Regions from separate parts of the Homo sapiens genome. Here all the other regions are linked to region 2. A link is a contact called in ENCODE Hi-C or POLR2A ChIA-PET data. All regions are on one chromosome and are shown on one strand. The core of a region is the stretch at or near the end of the contact, and the rest is flanking DNA. Distances in the headings are between cores, read along the strand shown.

Region 1 (4,861 bases), core at 2,054-4,553, 2.0 Mb after region 2:
TATTTTGAGAGAGAAGAATTGGAAATATAATGACCAAGCATAAAGCTGACCCAATCTAACATAGATCTTTGTCTTTAACACATATCTGTAATATTCATGTAGGCAGTGTATAAATAACTTATCAGAATTATCATTTATGTGCAGGTTCTTCTTTAATTTTCAAGGTTTTGTTTCTCCAGTAGTGAGTGTGGTACTGAGCAAAAGGGGCTTGCTATGCAATGCACAATAAATTAACACTTTGACACTGTTTTTATTTTTTATTTTTTAAAAAGCTTTTATTATAAATTTTGTTAGTTTTAAATTTTTTTTAATGTCAATATCATTTGGGTACAAGTGGTTTTTGGTTACATGAATGAATTATATAGTGTTGGATTCTGAGATTTTAGTGCACTTGTCACCTGAGTAGTATATATTGTACTCAACAGGTAGTTTTTTCATCCTTCATCCACCTGCCACCCTCATGTCTGAGTCTCCAAAGTCCATTATGTCACCCCGCATGCCTTTGCATACGCATGGCTTAGCTCCAACTTATAAGTGAGAACATATGGCATTTGATTTTTAATTCCTGAGTTATTTCACTTGGAATAATGGCCTCCAGCTTCATTCAAGTTGCTGCAAAAGACATTATTTCATTCCTGAGGTGCTGACCTCAGGTTTACTGGACACGTCTCAGAGACAGGGCAGGGGATGAGGGCAAGACCCCTCTAAGGCACTCCCCCACACCCTATCACTCCTGCTCTTAAAGGACCCCTGAAGGGCACTGAAGGGGTTGGACTTCTCAGTGCAAGCCAACACCCACACCTCCGAGTACCAACAGCCCCAGAGAACAGCAGGGGTCCTCAATCCTGAGCACCCCTCCAAGGAGGTCAGGAGAACAAGCCTTAAGCCAGAGAGTGAAGAGGATCAGTGTCTCGGACCCAGAGAGGATTCAGGGAAAGGGCACAGGAGGGACCCCAGTCCAGAGCCAGACAGAGTTCAGCTGAATGTGGGAACTCATGCCATGGAGTGGATAGCCCTGGATGACTGAAGAGCCCAGTGCCCAGGGGCGTCTCACCCACTGTGGAGACAGGCCCTTATATTAGGTGGCAATGGGGCCACCTGAGTTCTGGACCATGGCTCAAGCCCAGGCCAAGCAGCCCTGGAGTAAGGGCATGAGGCAGGGGGCCCCAAGCCAAGTTGAACACTGGGGTACCGTCCCTGGAGCAGCCTGGGGTACCCTGACAGCACCCATGCCCCAGTCTGCACACACCCCTTGTTCTGAAATTAACAGCCTGCAGGGGTGTCCTCAGTATCAGAACTAGTGGGCCACACAAAGCCCTGGAGGACTCTACAAACCCAGGTCCATGGGGAGCAGCCCTGTAAGGGCCAGATGGCTGGGTGGAAAAGCTGACCAAGTCTTCCTTCCTTTCAGCCAAATCTGGAAGAAAGGCACCTTGCCTAGAGCAGTGTTCCTGGTACCCAGGCCTCTGTGGGCATCCTTCAGCACAAAGACCCTCTCCAAGGGGGGATGGGCTGGCCCTCCCAGGACCACCAACCCACTTCCAGAAGCCCATGGGTCATCCCCACCTTCACCTGACTGGGCTGTCCCTGACGCTAAGGCCCAGCAGCACGAAGGGGATTCCACACAAATCAGGGCAGTAGGCTGCTCTCTGGCGGCACTGGGGGCTTAGGGTCTGGCCAGCCTGTCCCTGGCTCAGGACACATGCCTGGAAATTAGGGTTTTCTCCTCTGCTCTTAGCATCTCCTGGGTAAACCAATAATTACTCTCCCTCATGTCTCAAAATTCACATCTATCTAAAAGGCGCTAGTGAGGGTGACATTTCCAGGAAGCCATAGCCCATGTCACCCCCTGCAAAGCTGTGACCTTTTCCGCGGGCAGGCCAGGCGGCGGAGTTCTCCCAAAAGCGGATGAACTGGCACTCTGGCTGGAGAAAGCAGAGAGCAGCAGCACAATGGACAGCGTCTGGGACCTCAGGCCGATTCCACAGCAGCTTAGGAAAGCAGGAGGCCCCCTGGGCGGGAGGAGGCTTGATGCTCTGGAGGGAAACGGAACTGAGCAGCGGGAGGTGGGGTGAGCCTGAGACCCGACCGATTTTGGCAAAGGCGAGGCGCACTTTGCAGTATCATACTCTCCTCACTGCCCAGCCCAGACCTGCCCTTCAAGTCCCTCTATGGACTCACTCCCCTTAGCCAGGGGTGGCACAGATTCAGTAGCCAGCATGGGTTTGGAAACAGAGGTCAACACCGCCCTGCCCCTCCCTGCGGGGCTGCGCAACACCCTTGAACCCTGCGCATGCTGAGACTGTAGTCCCATAGCCCTGCGACCAACGGCCGGAAGCAGCTAAGACACTATTACCAGCATGCCCGGCAGGAGGGCACCGCGCTGCCCCCCCCCCTCAAGGGACCAGCATCATCCCCACTCCCGTAGCATACTGGGATTGTAGTCCCGCAGCTCTGCCACCAACAGCCAGAAGCAGTTAAAAAACTGTTCCTCTCAGCATGCCCTGCAAGGCGCGCACCGCTGCTGTACCTCCCTTAACGTATCCGTAACCTCCCTCAACGTATCCGTACCTCCCTCAACGTATCCATACCTCCCTCAAGGTATCCGTACCTTCCTCAAGCTATCCGCACCACCCTCTCTTCCATTTCATGCGAAGATTGTAGTCCCGCAGCCCTGCGACCAGCGGCCGGAAGCAGCTAAGATGCTACTGCTCCCAGCATGCCCCGCGAGGCGCGCACAGCACAGGCCCTCTCTCAAGGTCACCACCTCCACTCCCGTTGTATGCTGGGATTGTAGTCCGGCCGCCCTGTGACTAACGGCTGGAACCGCCTAAGACACCACCCCAGCCAGCATGGCCGGCAGGAGCGCACCGCGCTGTCTCCCTCCAGGGATCCGCACCGCCCTACAATCCTGCTTTGTGCTGAGATTGTAGTCCTGCAGGCGTACAACTAACAAGCTGGGTGCAGATAAGAGACTACAGCTCCCCGCATCCCAAGCAAAGGTCCCTCCTCTACGGAGCCCCTCCACGCGTCCACTGCGGTTCCGCCGTGCCAAGGGGAGCTTGGCTGTTCACGGGCCTCACCTGCTAGCGAGAAGATAGCTTGGCCGGGCGGCTGATCTCACCTTGTAATTCTGACACTGTGTCTCCCGGGCTTGTCGGCTTCATGACTTGTGCCCAAAGTTTGATTTCTCGCAGACCAGGTAAAAGCCAAGAGGCTCTCATAGGCGCCTTGGCAGAGTTGCCATTGGAACGGGCGTCCTCTAGTAGCTGGGATCTCCCCGCCCCTTCCTCCTGAGGGGCCACTCCTTTCTGCCCCACCCTTCTTATTGCCCCACCCTTTGCCACACTCCTTCAGAGATGCGCAGTGCTGCCCCTTTCTATGGGCAGGGCCGAAGGTCCGCGTGTAAAAGTACCCAGTCCCTGGTAACCTGACACTTCCCTTTTAAAAGCCACCTTTTGTCTATCTCTGGCCTGCCACGATTCTTCCTGTGCTCCATAGGAGGACCCATTGGACCCCCGGGCTGGCTGCAGGGCCCACACCTGGGTTAGACCTCGCACAGGGACGCTGCTGCCACTGTAATAAAGCGTGCCTACACGCTTCTGAAACTGGTGTAGGAACAACCTCAGTTCTGTGAAAGGCGGACGCAGCAGGACAGAATCTCCGTGGACATCTGTCTGGAGGAGCAATTTTACTGCGACATTTTAAAGAAACAAATTTAATTGATTTCCAAGGTAAGAAATTAAACCTTGAAAACTAAACTGAAAAGTCATCTGTGTTTGACAAGTCAGACTTTCTCCAAGAAGAAAACTAAGGAGTGCATATTTTCCATTATTATAAATAGTGAAAATGAGAAATCATAGCAACTCCCTGGAAAATCTTGCTCTGCCAGTTTTCTAAATCACAGTAGGGCCTCGATATGGTTTTATTTGTTTTTGTTTTTGTTTTGGAGTGTGTTCACCTTTTGAATATAAGAATTTGCGGTTTTGACCAAGTTTTTAAATTTTCAGCTATTGTTTATTTGTTTTTGTATTATATTTAATTTTTCTGTCTCTCCCTCTCTGTCTCAGACTCAATCATTTCACAGGTCTCTTAGGCCTCTTTTCATTTTCTTTAAACTTGTTTCAGTCTTCAGATTGGATGGTTTATATTGCTGTCTTCTGTTTCTACTCTGTAAACTAAAAGTTCTTTTTATTTTATTATTTTATTGTCTTCTATTTTACTCTTTTTATAATTTCCATGTCTCTGCTGAGACTCTACATGAGTTAATTCATTATGAGAATATTTTCCTTTACCCCCATGAACGTACTTATAATAGCTGCCCTGAAATACTTGTCTGCTGATTACATCATCTCGGACATCTTAGAAATAGCTTCTGCTGCCTGCTTTTTATCTTGTGTATAGTTTGCATGTTACATTTCTTCACACATTTTATGAATTTTAATATTGTGTAATAGAAATTATAAATATTAGTTATAGAGACTAAATTCTGTTGTATTCTTTGGAAGAGCATTGTTATTATTTGAAGAGGGGGTAAATGTGGCTGAATTCAAACAGAATAATTATCTTCCCTACGGTGGGAAAGGTTGAAATTCTCATTCAGTCACACACACGTATGTATGTATTGTATATAGATGAATGTTTCTATGTAACTATATATAATATTTTATCCAGATTGTATCATTGTTATCTGTGAGAGTGTTAGTTTAGCAAGCTACTCCAGTATTACCGGAAGCCAGAACTTCAGTTTTGTTTTCTTACTGGATTTTATGTAAATGAGAGTATCTACTATGGATAGTTTTACACCTACTTTTTCTTTTTTTCTTTTTTAGTTATTTGAGACAGAGTCTCGCTCTGTCAC
Region 2 (4,503 bases), core at 952-3,451:
TAGTAGACACGGGGTTTCACCATGTTGGCCAGCCTAGTCTCGAACTCCTGGCCTCAAGTGATCCACCCACGTTGGCCTCCCAAAATTCTGAGATTACAGGCGTGAGCCACTGCGCCCAGCCTTATCTAGGTCATTTTCACAAACCAGGGCTACCTGGTGAAGTGGGTCCAGGAAAGGTCATCCCAACCCCATTCTGAAAGCGCCTTTTGGTGAAATCTAGGTGCGGAGGCTGCACAGAGCCCAGACTTTAGCGGCTGTTTGAAGCTCACATGCTAATGACGTTTGTATCCAAATAATAACAAATGTCAGGTGTATGCACCTGTCTCTCTCATTTGTATATTGCCTGAATGCTTTTCTCAGTGCCTCTTTCCTGGGCCAGATGTGCAGCCACCGCCTGTTCTGGGGTGGCACGGAGGAGGAGGAGGAAAGGATACTGAGGTTTAGCACATTTAAGTTTGGAAACTGTTCGATGCCATCCCTGACAGTTCACCCTAGGATCTGGGGGTGGAGAGTGATGACAGAAGCGGGCAAATAATCTGTGAGTCTTTCAGCCGTTGCTGTGTGCCCCACCGTACACATACCCTTTTCTAATGTGTGCCAAACAGTGAAATCTAATGATAATAGATAAGGATTGTAGGAAGAAAGCAATCTAGAACCGATTATTTCTTTTCTTTCTTCAGAAATAACCGTTAGGTGAGGAATGTGATTTGAGGTGCACCAAGAGGGGTCCTCAGTTTCTAAACACTGCCCCCCAGACCCCCAATACACACATACCCTGCCTCTACCTCCACCCAAAGAGAGGACTCAATACTGAGGTCAGAACTCCTCTACGTGGGACTATAGCAAAGAAGAACGCAGGAGAGGGGACGGTGGCTGGGGACACAGCAGATGGGCACTGCCAGGCAGGACTGCTGTGGGCATTGCCAGGGAGAGCCAGGATGCAAAAATGGCAGTGAGGGGGCCCTGGTAAGGGCTTCTAGGGCTTTGCTGATCTCCAGGCTCATGCGAGGGCTGACTAGCTTGGGCAGACAGACCTTTTTTCTTTTTTCCCTCCAACAGAAACAAAAGGATAAAATCATTGGCATCACTGCTGGACATGGTGGCTCACGCCTGTAATCCCTGCACTTTGGGAGGCTGAGGCAGGTGAATCACCTGAGGTCAGGAGTTCGAGACCAGCCTGGCCAACATGGTGAAACCCTGTCTCTACTAACAATACAAAAATTAGCTGGGTGTGGTGGCGGGTGCCTGTAATCCCAGCTACTCAGGAGGCTGAGACATGAGAATCACTTGAACCCGGGAGGTGGAGGTTGCAGTGAGCTGAGATCGTGCCACTGCACTCCAGCCTTGACGACAGACCAAGAACCTGTCTCACAAAAAAAAAAAAAAAAAAAAGGAGAAAGAAAAAAAGAAATCATTGGCATCAATTGGGCTCATTCAACGTAGATTACTGATGTGTTATTGTTTTGAAGATAGAAGAAATATAATTAATAAAAGCCACCCAGCCCGCCTTTTGTGTTTCCGTGAATTCCTTATTGACGTCTGCATCTATCTCAAGCCGCAGATGAGCCATCCTTTTCAGCTGCCCTGGATAGCACGGAGATGAACAGTGTGGAAAAATCACTCCTGGGATCTGTACACTCATCTTCTGCAGCTGCAATTTTTCTTCTGCAGCCTCAGTTTTCTCCATCACAGTGGTGGAATCAGAGAGGGGGTTTCCCGGGAGCACAGTGCAGGGTTCCCTTCAAGGAAGAGCAAAGTCCGCCTCAGTGCTGGAAGCTTTTTTGGGAGGCCTGAGCGCCTTCCCACCTTGGATCTCTCTCTCCAGAGCCACCAGACAACCAGTTACCTTTCAGGCACCAGGCTTTGATGGGTGTGGGGGAACTATTTCCCGGCAGCGGCCCTGGAATCACACCTGCCTCACCTCCGGCCTTGATGTGCCTTAGAGGGACTGAGGGCCAAAGGTCACCTCAGGGATCACCAGGAGGCCTAGGGAATAGAAGTAAGGTGTGGGGTGGAGGCTGCGGGCTTCTCTCTGCCCCTGGCAGCTTCTCGCCCACCTGCTTGCTAGTTTGACTTTGGTCCTGCCCACTGTCTCTCTCACACCCACCCACCCTGACATCTAGAGAAATGAAAGCTCCTTTGCATGACAGGAAGCAGGGGAGTTCCCTGAAGTATGATTGCAAACCTGAAAACATCCCCAAACTAGTCTTCCATCACCACCTGGAAGACAAGAGTTGGAAGAGAAACAGAAAGCAACTTTTTTTTTTGAGACAGAGTCTCACTCTGTCGCCAGGCTAGAGTACAGTGGTGAGATCTCAGCTCACTGCAACCTCTGACTTCCTGGGTTCAAGTGATTCTCCTGCCTCAGCCTCCTGAGTTGCTGGATTATAGGCACGCACCACCATGCCCAGATAATTTTTGTATTTTTAGTAGAGATGGTGTTCATTGGGCAGATGAGGAAATTGAGGCCCATAGTAAGTAAGGGACAAGCTGAAAGCCCCACAGGACCTTGGGGTCAGAGCCGAGACTCCTATAAATCCAGGAATCTCAAACTCAGGTGCCTATGGGAGCCAGGCCCATAAAAGAAGATGTCTTTGGACACCAAGACATCTTTGTATTGAATATTAAACATGCTCAAGTAGTCTGCATTTCTAGAAGAAATGTTCCCTCTCTGCCATTCTTCTTGAAACACTCCACCTTCTTGATCTACACAGTTTTCTCACTTTTGTTTTGTTTTTTAAAGACACGGGGTCTTGCTATGTCACCTAGGCTGGTCTCGAACTCCTGGGCTCTAATGATCCGCCCTCCTCGGCCTACCAAAGTGCTGGGATTACAGATATGAGTCATCATGCCCGGCTAATTTTTAATTTTTTTGTAGAGACAGTGTCTCACTATGTTGTCCAGGCTGGTCTTGAACTCCTGTCCTTAAGTGATCCTCCTGCATCAGCCTCCCAAAGTGCTGGGATTACAGATGTGGGCCACTGCACTCAAAGCTGTTTTCTCACTTTTGATAGTCACAGTTACAAGAAATATTTGTCTACTCCAAGAAGATGTGCAGTGCGTTTGTGAAGGTAAACAGCAATGGAGTCTGAGACCTTAGCGTAGGGTGTGGTAGAGGTGGTGAGGATTCTGGTATATTGCAGACCACATGCCCTGCCTGCAGGGCTGCCCAGAGCTGGGGAGCTGTATCTGAATGTGAACTTTCCAGGTTTTCAATATTGCCTCAAGTGTTTTGAAATGACTCGGCAGCCCCAGCACAACCCACCTGACCTGCAGGCCCCAACGTGCAGCCTCTACATTAGCCCTGAATGCTGGGGCGAATCCCCTACAGCTTAGAAGAGGGATGGAAGATGCAGAACTTCAAAGGCAACCCTTCTGACTGGGTATGGTGGCTCATACCTGTAATCCCAGCACTTTGGGAGGCTGAGGCAGGAGGATCATTTGAGGCCAGGAGTTCAAGACCAGCCTGGGCCACATAGTGAGAGCCCATCTCTACCAAAAAATAAATAAATAAATAATAAGAGATGTAAAAAATAAAATAAATAAAACTTTTTTTTTTTAAGAAGGAGGGAATGCTTCAGACCAAGTAACCATCTTACAGAGCTTGGATGTTCATTACTTGTCTATAACAAGAGATAACTCAGGGGCTTAGCAAGAGGAGCACAGAGAGCTTTCTGGATGGATGACTCAGGCTGTGACTGCTGGAACATACTAACTTTGGATTTTTTTCCTTTTAAAAAAGGGACAGTATCCCAAGGATGGTTCATCACAGTGCTGCCCCAAAGTAGAGGGGATGGATTTGTCTGTGTGTCTAATGGTGCATTGCAGACTGGGCTGTTGGATGCCATGCCCCCGGTAACCCCGCCAGGAACTGGGATTCCGTGGTGTATGGCACCTTTGCTCAAAAAAGGACTAGAACCTGGACAGGGGCTTGATTAATTTCTGTTAATGTCTCGCTTTCTAATCTTATGCAATCTTTTGGTCTTTTGCAAGTAGAAGATAGTCTATAGTCTCCTGGGCATGAAAATGTAAGAAAGTGGCTATAAATGTAAGAATCCATCCATCCGTCCGTTCGTCCATCAATCCATCCGTCTGTCTGTCCGTCCATCCGTGCGTCCGTCCATCCATCCATCCATCCATCCATCCATCCATGGAGCAGGTATTTACTGAGCAGCTATTTTGTGCCAGGAAGGCAATGGAATCAATTGGCAAGTCATCACTGAGAAATAACAACAGAAAAGGAGTGAGTTTGTATGTGCATATGCATTTTAAACTACTTAGTGATGATATAACTGAATGAAACCGCCCTGTAGAAAAACAGCAAATATTTTCATTCACTCATGTGTTAGCGTGTGCATTGAAAAGAATTCTAGAGCAATGTACACTGTTTTAACACTCCAACTCTTAAGAACGGCATCTCTGGGGAATCATCAGTTTCTATGTTGTACGTGTTTGTAGTATTCTGATTTATTATAACAAACAAGCTTTACTTTCATAGCCAGA
Region 3 (4,747 bases), core at 1,199-3,698, 2.6 Mb before region 2:
CCTCCCGAGTATCTGGACTACAGGCATGTGCTACTACACCTGGCTAATTATTTTTTGTAAAGATGGGGTCTCCCTATCTTGCCCAGGCTGGTACTGAACTCCTGGCCTCATGCGATCCTCCCCGCCTTGGACTCCCAAAGTGCTAGGATTACATGAATGAGCCATTGTGCCCAGCCTGCCCTCGATCTTGCCATCTAAATCGTTGCTGGCCTTCAAAGCTACACTCAAAACACAATTCAAATATTTATTCAACTCAATCATATTTATTCATGAAGCATGTGCTCTACAGCAGGCCCTGCCAGGAGTCAGGAATACAGGTAAGCAACACAAACGAGCCACTGCTTTTCTTCCAGAACATCTTGGGACATTCCAGTTCCGGCTGATCTTCTCCCTCCCTGAGCCATAGCAGTTACCACGCAATGCGTCACGTAACTACACAGTTGTATATTATTTTCTACTTCCATAGGCGGTAGTAGGTCTTCAGTACCTCCCACAGAAGTGGCCACGTGGGAGATACTCCATAGTAAATGTGTTGACAACCGGATTTTGAAGAATTAAAATATTGTTTTGTCTCAGGTACCTGAATTTTAACACCAGTGTTCTATAAAACAATTCACACTGGCAGCTTCAGGAATACGCCTCAGTGGTGATGACTGCGGGGGTGTGCCAATCAGGGCAGCTGCTATCCCAGGGAGCGTCGGTGGGAGTAATGGGTGGGGGGGAGCAGGAGCCTGGTTTGGCAGCAGCAAGTGGGAGGCGGGGGAGTGGTGGCAGTGAGTAAGCGGGTTCCAGTCCTCCAGAACATCTTGCTTCACTCCTCTGAATAATGAACAGCCTCTTACTAATTATTTCTTAAATGTGACTAGTAGCCTGACATGATTGTTTCCACAGTTTATTAATTCCTAAGGGTAACTTGCTCTACAGAACAAACCAACTAACATTATACAATTCATGTATTCATTCATACCAAAAAAAAAAAAAAAAGCAGGAAGCCAGATTTAAGTACTGTGCTTTCAAGCACTGGAAATGGAGAATCTGGAACAGAGAGGGAGAAGAGGAGTGTTTAACAAAGTCCTACAGCCACAGATGGGCTTATCCCCCATGTGACCTCATCCTAGAGTCCTCCCTAAGTGTGAGAGGACTTTTTTAAACAATTCATATATTCTAATATGTTAAGGCAGAAAACCAACACATATTTAAGTACCAATTATGTGTCAGGCACTGCAACAGTCCCATGAACTAAGAAAAAAAGTTCCTCCATCAGATCAAAAGGAATGCCATTGTAAACAACTGAAAAGGGACCAGAAGCGATTCTTTATTAATAAGGACGACTAGCGCTAGCCGGGCGAGGCGGCTCATGTAATCCCAGCGCTTTGGGAGGTTGAGGCAGGAGGATGACTTCAGACCATGAGTTTGAGACCAGCCTGGGGAACAGAGCGAGACCCTATCTATACAATAAAATAGCCAGGCTCGGTGGTGCATGCCTGTGGTCCCAGCTACTCCAGAGGCTGAGGTGGGAGAATCGCTTGAGCCCAAGAGTTCGAGGTTGCAGTGAGCCGTGATAACGCCACTGCACTCCAGCCTGGGCGAGACAGCGAGACCCCTGTCTCTAAAAAATAAAAATAAAAAAGCCTAGCGCTCTAGTGAGCATCCCCTGGACGAGGCAGGCACCGGGTCCGCTTACCTACGCGCCACGCCCCTGCACACCTGGCGTCCCCATCAGGTAGGTCTCCAAGGACAGGGGCAGCCGGGAAGTTCAGGCACGCGCCCCAGCTCTCCCAAGACCGCGAGCGGCCGCCGGGGTCGCAGCCCAGGCCCTGCCTCGCCGCACGGCCGACGAGCAGAAGCCGCTCCGCAAACTTGGTCCTTCCGGAGCCCAGCCCGGCCCGCGTCCCGGCAGACACTCCCGCGCTCCGCCCCTCCCGACGCCCCGACGCCGCGGCCGCGCCCCCCGACTGCGCCACGCGGCGGGGAGGGGCGGCCCCAGGGGCTCGGGGCTGTAGCCGAGGGTTCCGCCGGCGCCCGCCCGCCCTCTCGGTAGACCCTCGCCCGCGCGTCCCGGCGCGCCGCCACAGACCTGCGGCCTCAGCCGTCCTCACGCGCGGCTCCGGGAGGGGAAGGAGGCCGACGGGGCTAGGCGGGAACGGGGCCGCGCCACGGGCCGCAGCGCGCCGCGGGTACAAGGAGGGCAGAACCGCCGCGGAGCTTTGTGGAAATGAGGGGCTGGGGGGCGTCAACAGCCCCGGGGAGGGGGCGCGCCGGAGAGGCCGGGCGGCTGCCCCCGCGCCCATAGGCCCCGGGAGCTGTTCGTCAACACTAGGCCCCGCCTCCTCCCGCGGTTCCCCGCCTCGTCTCGTGCTGCGCTGGCCGGAAGGAAGCGGCACACTTCCGCTTGCCTGGTCCGCATTGAGTCCGGTCTGTTCCGGAGACTCTGAGCGCGGCCGCGGAGCTGCAGTGGCGGGGAGTGGGGTGCGGATCTTGTGTTTGCGCACGCAGTCGCCGGCCACCTCAGGCCGGAGCTAGAGATACGGCTCGGGATAGGAGGGCCCGGCGGCTCTGAGGCAGGTTCGCCTCGAGCCGCACGGCCCGGAGCAGCGGCTCCGCGGTGGTCCCCGGGGCTTGAGAGGGGTGCGGGCCTGGGAGCCCCTGAGGGCCTGATTTACGGAACTCCCCCTCCTTCCTCCTTTCTGCCGTTCCCTGCTCTGTGGCGGATGCGCAGGGATCAGTAGGGACGGCAGCAGTAGGGCCACTCGGGCCTGCCCCGCTTCCCGCATTGCCCGGTTTGGCGCGCCGCCTCCGGGCCTTGGCAAAGCCCCAGCGCCCGATTGTCACTGACCAGTGCTTGGAAGTCCTTTACCGACTGCCCGTCAGCGTCCCGCGGAGAGGATTTTGCGTCTCCAAAGACGCCCCTCTTCCGAAAACAGGCTCCTCTGTGTTCTCAGTCGGGTATATTTTTCTGTCTCCAAACTAGATTGGCAGCCGTTTTTTGAGAGCAGGTACTGACTGTGCTTTATTTCTAGATACTTTTCTTAGTCACACCACGGAAAACACTAGGTGGAACCTTTTTTAAAATTATTTTTTACAGGTGAGGCTCTCAGTCTGTCGCCCAGGCTGGAGTGCAGTGGTGCTATCACGGCTCACTGCAACCTCGGCCTCCTGGGCGCAAGCGATCCTCCCGCCTCAGCCTCCGGAGTAGCTGGGACCACAGGCTCGCACTACTATGCCCAGCTAATTTTTAAATTTTTCGTAGAGATGGGGGTCTTGCTTTGTCGTCCAGGCTGGAGTGCAGTGGTGTGATCGTAGCTCACTGCAACCTTAGTCCCCTGTGCCCAAGTGACCCTGCTTCCTCAGCCTCCTGAGTAGCTGAGATTCATTTTAATTTTTATAGTGATGGGGTCTCGTTGTGTTGACCAGTCTGGTCTAAAACTCCTGAGTTCAAGCAGGCCTCCTGCCTCAGCTTCTCAAAATGTTGGGATTACAGGCTTTAGCCACTGCAGCGGGCCCATCAAACGTTGTATTTGTCAGTACATAATTTACATGTTAATTGATTTTTGTTAAAGGGATGGCCATCTGGGACCTCCACCCGTGAAAAGGCGGCTCATTGGTCTGACTCCAACACTAAATTACGCCATCCAGGAAGCCTTTCCTAGTCACCTCTGTTGGAGATCGTCCTCCTTTGTGTGTCGGTTGTTAGTAAAGAGCACACGTTCTGTGGAAAGATGTTGAGGTATCTGCTGGATGGCTTTGATAGAAACAAATGTCAGCTGTTTTTTCAGATGGCATTTGTCTTGTTTCAGCCTGGTTGTTGGTAGCTTTTCTGTCGCCTGGCTTGAGGGCAAGGACTGTATGTTTATTTTTCACGTTAAGATGCCTTTATGTGCATGTGTCTGTTTCATGAATACATAGGTGAATTGAGTTCCCCTTAAATAGGATTTCCCTCTTATTTTATAGGTTTTTTTTTTTCTCTCAAGTTGTTTCACTCTGGGGGAAATGTGACCATTGTGAAATATCATCGCTTAGTTAAAAAGAAAGTAGAATTCAGCAGTAGCTGCTTTTTTTAATACTATGAAAAGACATTCCTAAGCAAGATGAAGCTTTGAGACTTTTCCTAAGTAGGACCTACTGCTGAGAGTAAGTCTTGGGGAGAATAAGCCAATTAAGAATGAGTCTTTGGTTCTGATAAAGTAACCATGGAGGTGATGGATAATGAGTGTAGGTCCTTGCTCACACTTCTGGCCATATGAGCCCGGAGCCAGGGAGGTACTATAAAAGGAATGGGCTCCTGTAATGGACTGTGACTGCAGTGGTGGTATATAGCAAGACTTCCGGTTTGCAGTAGGTTTAGAAGCCTAAATAGTCTCCCTGGTTGTCTCTGCCAGGGCCACAAATAGTTGTGCTGTGCATCTCAAAAGTGTGGTCTGGGGATCTGCAGCGTCACTGTCACCATCACTTGGGAGGTTGTTAAGAAATGCATGTTATCAGGCCCTACCCCACGCCTACTCAATTTAGAATCTGTAGGGCTAGGGGACCACTAATCTTTAAGAAGTTGATATGGTTAGGCTTTATGTCCACACCCAAATCTCATCTTGAATTGTAATTCCCATAATCCCCACCTTTCAAGGGAGAGACCAGGTGGAGGTAATTGAATTATGGAGGCAGCTTCCCCCATGCTGTTCTCATGATAGTGAGTTCTCACAAGATGTGATGGTTTTATAAGGGGATCTTGCCTCTTCGCTCAGCACTTCTT

What was found. A loop is a pair of places that touch in the nucleus more often than their neighbours do. ChIA-PET counts read pairs that join two places held with the same protein, here RNA polymerase II (POLR2A). Pooled maps may share reads with other maps.
Region 1: a loop to region 2 is called in a map of CD8-positive, alpha-beta T cell, with 9 times the contacts of the local background. The contact joins the promoter of LINC02987 here to the enhancer-like site in region 2. A Hi-C loop is called at or near these places in 1 of 168 maps with a recorded cell type or tissue (CD8-positive, alpha-beta T cell) and 10 of 50 pooled maps. POLR2A ChIA-PET finds 5 or more read pairs at or near these places in 1 of 52 experiments (PC-9).
Region 3: a map of prostate gland shows a loop between it and region 2 (4-fold over the local background). The contact joins the promoter of DPY19L3-DT here to the enhancer-like site in region 2. A Hi-C loop is called at or near these places in 1 of 168 maps with a recorded cell type or tissue (prostate gland), 3 of 37 single-sample maps with no recorded cell type and 11 of 50 pooled maps.

Annotation. Positions count from the first base shown.
Region 1 is chr19:27,791,873-27,796,733 of GRCh38, reverse strand. It overlaps LINC02987 (long intergenic non-protein coding RNA 2987), which reads right to left and starts at 3,303. Exons shown (of 7, transcript NR_146733.1): 1 at 3,125-3,303. LINC00662 (long intergenic non-protein coding RNA 662) reads left to right here and starts at 2,794. Exons shown (of 3, transcript NR_027301.1): 1 at 2,794-3,202; 2 at 3,502-3,734; 3 at 4,833-4,861. RefSeq lists enhancers at 634-1,415, 2,582-3,061.
Region 2 is chr19:29,835,314-29,839,816 of GRCh38, reverse strand. No RefSeq gene overlaps it. Among named protein-coding and RNA genes, the nearest start is that of CCNE1, 26 kb to the right of the region's middle. RefSeq lists an enhancer at 2,091-2,370. Within about 2 kb of position 2,201, at least 3 of the 41 ENCODE cell types and tissues checked have a DNase peak (open chromatin) inside an H3K27ac peak, as active enhancers do; they include CD8-positive, alpha-beta T cell, where a contact is called at or near this core.
Region 3 is chr19:32,403,240-32,407,986 of GRCh38, reverse strand. It overlaps DPY19L3-DT (DPY19L3 divergent transcript), which reads left to right and starts at 2,448. Exons shown (of 3, transcript NR_046201.1): 1 at 2,448-2,996. DPY19L3 (dpy-19 like C-mannosyltransferase 3) reads right to left here and starts at 2,217. Exons shown (of 19, transcript NM_001172774.2): 1 at 2,078-2,217. RefSeq lists silencers at 1,836-2,585, 2,616-2,665.